Regions from separate parts of the Mus musculus genome. Here region 2 is linked to region 1. Evidence: chromatin contacts called from ENCODE Hi-C or POLR2A ChIA-PET data. All regions are on one chromosome and are shown on one strand. The core of a region is the stretch at or near the end of the contact, and the rest is flanking DNA. Distances in the headings are between cores, read along the strand shown. Region 1 holds the start of Hyls1 (HYLS1, centriolar and ciliogenesis associated). Region 2 holds the start of 4930581F22Rik (RIKEN cDNA 4930581F22 gene).

Region 1 (2,700 bases), core at 185-2,684:
AGAAGCAAGAGTTCAAGGCTGAGGCAAATCCTCTTAAGAGGTTGTCTGGGGATGAATATAAAAGAAAATGGGTTCAGTTAGCTTCTTGGTTGTCATCACAGAAGCAGTCAATGAGAAGCTCCTAAAGGTATTTTTACAAAATTACTTCAGAGAGAGAATATTTATACAAACTCCAAAGTAGGACTGAATGTTAGAAAAATGTAAAGTAGGGAATAAAGCTTACTTCACTTAAAAAGTGGAATTACTTCAAAAGGTTTTGAAGTTTAATTGAGACATGTATATATCTCTTCTGGAGTTGGCCTGGGGTGATTTTAGACTAAAGCCAAGATGATTTTTAATGGCATCCTTACAGTGATAAAGTCCTGTTCCTTTGTGTTCAAATTATGTCCCCTTCATTTTTACACCTCAAATATGTAGATGCTTACAAGTGAAATGCAACTTCTCATGTTTATAGGTTATACTCAGTTCCTTTGCTTACAACGATCTCACAAGCTAAGCCATCTTATATATCGAGGATAAATATGGGTAATAGTGACTAAAATTACCTTTCCCTTAAAAACAAAAAACCCTCAAACAGTTTAATGCTCCAGGATTACCTAGTTACAGTAAAAAGATTCAGGGCTGGGGGGTGGGGTGGGATTTTTAACCCTTTAAATTCCTGTATTTGGCTATAACTGAAATTATGGTGCAATTTAACTTCTAAATTGAATGACAAACTGCTCTCTAGAAAAACTGATTATTACCTCAACACACGCGTTAGAGTGCCTCTATTTTCACTTTCATCAGCACTGCACACTGAAAAAACCTAGCCAACTTGAAAGAAAGGGCACAGTGATATTTTTGTTTGTATTGTATAGTTTTTATACGGGTTTTCTCACTCTTTCTGGGGTAAGATCACCCAGAGGGGTTCCTTCAGTTTTACTTGCTATCCTAAATCCTAAGCAAGCCGGCTGTACACTTGAATCCACGGAAGGTGTAACCCAAACCTGAGGCTACTTCCCTGCTCTTCCAACAATAACACCACCAGTCGCACCATCTGGCCACGGGCGTGCCGTGAGCTCGACTTCCCCAGGGACCCGTCCCCGTTTCCATGCTGGCAGGGAGGGCTCTGTCCACTCGCTTGCCCACCGGGCAAAAGTGGCGCAGGCAAGGTGTACATTACATTGTGACCTGCAGGGGCTTGGGCGGCCTGTGCTCGGGCTGCGAGTTAAAGACGTCCCGAGCAACGCTGCCGAGATTTACCTTGAACGCCAGAACCTGGCAGGGAAGAAAACGCGAATCCACGCGCAGCGGCCGAGGGAAAGAGCGTGGGCTCCGCTGCACCCTGTCCCAGGAAAGGTCCACCGCTCCGGCTCCGTGATCCTCACCAGCCTCGGCCGCCGCTGCCCAGGGTCTAGCAGTCGCGGCTCACCCCGGAACGCTGTTTCCCACTCGCGCAGGCGCACGACACCTCCACGTTCAGCGTAGTCGTTAACGGTCCGCTGTTCAAGTTTAAATCCCGAAGAGAGCCCACGCCTTTGGCTCCGCCCACCATCTCTCTCGTTGGTCCAGAGGCCAGACGTTCTCCACGTCTACATAACGATTGGTGCACATTTTCTCTAAGCCCTCCCCAACCTCGGGCCCGGAAGCGGGGTTTGGGGCGTGGAGCTGAAGTGGGAACCCGCCGGACCGTGGCGCGGAATCTGTTTCTTGGTCGTGTGGGTGTTAGTCTGGCGGTTAGGCAACGGGCTGGCCCTGCTCCGTGCCGCAGCCGCTCTTGGCTGTGGCCGGCGGCGTCGGAGGGTAGCGGAGGGGAGGGTTCTGGGGCGTGGCTGGCCCGGCTCGTGAGTCGGTCTCCACTGCAACCCGCGATAGGACCGCCCGACCAATTCCAGCTGCAGCGGTCCCCGCGGCACGGTATGCACTCTTCCAGAACGCACTATTATTGCCCTCCTTTTCTAGCGTACTGTTAACAAAATAGTATAATAAAAATATTACATGTATGTCTGACGTTTACAATGATTTGTGTACTTACAAAGAAAAAAAAAGGGACCCTAGTGCTTTGGGGACTACTGAGGGTAAGATCGGAAAAGAGGCCCCCATCCCCCGTACTTTAACTTTCTACATCAAATACAAATAGGTGTTTATTTCTTAATATATAGAAAGCTGGGTTGTTAAGATAGCTCTGGGGTTAAGAGCACGGGTTGCTCTTCCATAGGTCCTGAGTTCAATTCCTAGTAATCACATAGTTGCACATGGTTGGCTCATAAAGGGATCTTATGCTCTCTTCTGGGAGCGGGTGTTCATCAGACAGAGCACTCATACGTACCCCCACCCCTCAAATGCTAGAATGCTTAAATCTTCCAAACAATTCTTTTTTTGTTGAGGTTTTTTTTTTTTTTTTTTGCTTTTTGAGACAGGGTTTCTCTGTATATCCCTGGCTGTCCTGGAATTTACTTTGTAGACCAGGCTGGCCTCAAACTCAGAAATCCACCTGCCTCTGCCTCTTATCACTTGCCTACTTAGCTTTTTAATCAGGGCCCTTGCTCTACCTCTGAGGCAGTTAAGAATTTATGAAAACTGAATGACTACCCCTTGATGGACAATGTGACACTACTTTATTACACACATTCTTAGGACAAATATCCTGCTTTCATGTAATGCTTGTATGGAATTTCCTTTAGCATGGAACCTCCAGCTAATGTGTCTTAAGCAAGGTTA
Region 2 (2,717 bases), core at 205-2,704, 450 kb before region 1:
CCCCCCCCCCAGTACTGGGATTGTAGGCAGCTCCGTCTGTCACTGAACCACACCCCCAGTCCCTAATTTACTTTTATGACTTCTGCCTGCATACCTCTCTTTATCTCCATCATCACCTTGAAATCTTTGGGGACTGGCCCAACTCCTGGCTTGCTGTAGTGGGGCTGGGGGATCGGATGTGTTGAGGAGGGTGAAATGAGTGGGAGGTGAGGCCCAGGGTTCAGTAAGCAGCCAAAGATGCCTTCCCCTATGCAACAGGACAGGCCATAGGGGATGCTCAGAGTAGGGCAGAGGCAGAATAAGTTTGAGGAAGCCGAGCGGTGTCAGTTTTCTCAAAGGATGTTTGCAGACCAACTCCCAACAGAACAAAACATGTCCAGTTATTTCTGAGGCCCTAAGTGACTGGCACCTCCTAGGTAGCACTCTAGGGGTGCCTGGGAAAGTAAGGTTATGGATGGTGTTTCACTAGCAAACTCACAACATTCCCTCTGTACCCCTGATACTTACACATATCAATTCGTTTACAACCCCCTGGGTAGAGAGGCCTGGAGGGGCCAAGTGGGATCTGTAGCACTGACCCTGCCCTGTGGTATTGGTGTGTGCCCCTTGTGAGAGACAACTATCACTGTGGTACTATTCAAACCCAGACTAGCCTTTTAAGCCTGACCGGGGGGAGGGGGGGGGGAGGATCTAGCCTAGAGGACAGAGAACAGAGTAGATCAGACTCATAAACCAGAAAGTCTACCCCTCGGTCTGGGAGGAATGGCAGTGGTACAAGACACGTTGGCATCTCGGGGCTGCCCATAGGTCTCAGCCAGCAAGGGTCTCAGAGAGGCACCTAGAACAGACATAGACAAGGGTTCTGCCCCAGCTCTAGGTTAACTTCTCAGTCTTATCCTAGGCCTTCTCACTGCCCATTACCCAGGCAACTTTGAAGCACAGTTGGCCCAAAGACCCCCCCTAATCCCTGGACACAGCCACCCTGCAATTTGGCAAGCCCACCTTTGGGCTTTGCCTCAGCGACCTTGCAACTCCAGCACACAGGCAGACCCTGCAAAACTTGTCACCTCTAGCAAAGCCAGCCCACACGTCCTGACTTCGGAGGATGCTAGAGGTGATAGTCACCCATTCAGCTAGGACGCAAGAGCGACAGGGTTGGGGGTTAGAAACTTTCCGGAGGATTGTCCTGCTCACTCACTCCTAGAGAGCGAGACAAGTCAGGCTTCCCGCGAAAATCTAGTCCAAGCAAGGGACCCAGCTCCCCAGGGCTGTGGCCACCCTACACCAACCCCGTGCAGCGTGGCGTCCACGTGCGGGGCCCCCCGACCACCTCTCCGAGCCGTGGCGGGAGGCTGCAGCCTCGCAGCCCCGTCACTCCCCGCCCTCCGCCGCGGGGCCCCAGAGCCCGGCTGCCGCGTACTCACCCTCGCGGGTGGAGCGGGGCGGGGCGAGGTAAATCCGCGCGCAGCTCCGATCCGTTAGGCGCCCCGACTGGCGGGGCAGCACTGGCGCAGTGGCTCCGCTCGGCCCGGTCCCTGTCCCGGGAGCGGGGCCGGCCTGGGAGCGGGCAAGTCCGCCTGAAGGGGAGGCGGGGGCCAGGGCTTGGGCGGGGGGCGGGGGGCGGGGAAGGGGCCGGACACGCTTGCGCACACGGTCGGGAAGCCGACAGCCGCGAACGCCGCGCTGGAGGGAGGGCGCACCGAGAGAGGGAGGGCGCGGAGAAAGGAGGGAGCTAAGAAGGGAGGGAGGGCATCGAGGAGGGAGGGCGCGCCGAAGGAGGGAGGACGCAGAGAAAGGAGGGAGTAAGGAGGGAGGGAGGGCGCAGAGGAAGGAGGGCGAGGGTGTGAGGCCGCGGGGAGACTGGGGTTGGCCTGGAGGCCTCCCTGGCCTGGAGAGAGACGGCCGGGGTGCGGGAGGCTGGATCGGGTGAGGGCAAACCCAGGGCAAGCGCTGCCTGTGAATGGCTCCAAGATGAGTATGCCCAACGTTGCCTCTAGCACTGATCCCACGCTCTCCTGGAAACAATAACCAAGAAAGGCTTCTTTGCTGTCCCCGCGCGGTTAAAAAAAAAAAAAGTATCCTTTTCTCTCTACAGAAACTCAAGAACAGGAATAGAAGTCCATCCTTCCAATATCCTCCCATGCCCTCATGGCAGTCAGGTGACCTAAATTGACGAGCCTTTTCTCTGCCCCAGGCCGGCCTATGCGCCCCAAACTGCTCCCTTAGCTCTTCCTCCTTTGCATACCCTCTCTTAGCCTTGGATAACTTCTCAGTTTCCGTTCTTGCTGAAGGCGCCAGGCATCCTGTCTCCAGAGGAAACCCCTTCAAGCCTTTAACCCTGATGCCGTGGGCTCTAGAATTGCCTGGACTGCAAACAGTGCAGAAACCACCCTGCAGGACTGTCCATTTCAGGAGTCAGCACAGTGTTACCCAGTTCCTAGCTTGAGCACCCTGGGGCTACAAGGAAAGTATTAGATCCAGTCCCCCTTCCCCCGGAAGCTTGCTATCTAGTTGCAGAGAAGGGGTGGCGGGTGTTGTGCTGGACTCCCATCAAGAAACAGGCGGCACAGGATGTGACTAAGTGTAAGTAAGATGTGAATAACTGACAGTAAGTGCCCAGGGTTTTAACGGAGTTTAAAGTCATCGTCAGGGGAAGCTGGAGGTCTCATGTGTTGGGACTCTCCAATTCACAACAAAACGAAGAGGTGGCCTCCAGC

The links. A loop is a pair of places that touch in the nucleus more often than their neighbours do. ChIA-PET counts read pairs that join two places held with the same protein, here RNA polymerase II (POLR2A).
Region 2: a map of T-helper 17 cell shows a loop between it and region 1 (2.7-fold over the local background). The contact joins the promoter of 4930581F22Rik here to the promoter of Hyls1 in region 1. A Hi-C loop is called at or near these places in 1 of 37 maps with a recorded cell type or tissue (T-helper 17 cell). POLR2A ChIA-PET finds 5 or more read pairs at or near these places in 1 of 5 experiments (embryonic stem cell).

The regions. Positions count from the first base shown.
Region 1 is chr9:35,568,635-35,571,334 of GRCm38, forward strand. It overlaps Hyls1 (HYLS1, centriolar and ciliogenesis associated), which reads right to left and starts at 1,435. Exons shown (of 4, transcript NM_029762.1): 1 at 1,243-1,435.
Region 2 is chr9:35,115,274-35,117,990 of GRCm38, forward strand. It overlaps 4930581F22Rik (RIKEN cDNA 4930581F22 gene), which reads left to right and starts at 1,455. Exons shown (of 6, transcript NR_029475.1): 1 at 1,455-1,567; 2 at 2,096-2,717. St3gal4 (ST3 beta-galactoside alpha-2,3-sialyltransferase 4) reads right to left here and starts at 1,591. Exons shown (of 11, transcript NM_009178.4): 1 at 1,425-1,591. It overlaps LOC115487216 (a long non-coding RNA gene), which reads right to left. Exons shown (of 3, transcript XR_003948311.1): 3 at 1,927-2,015.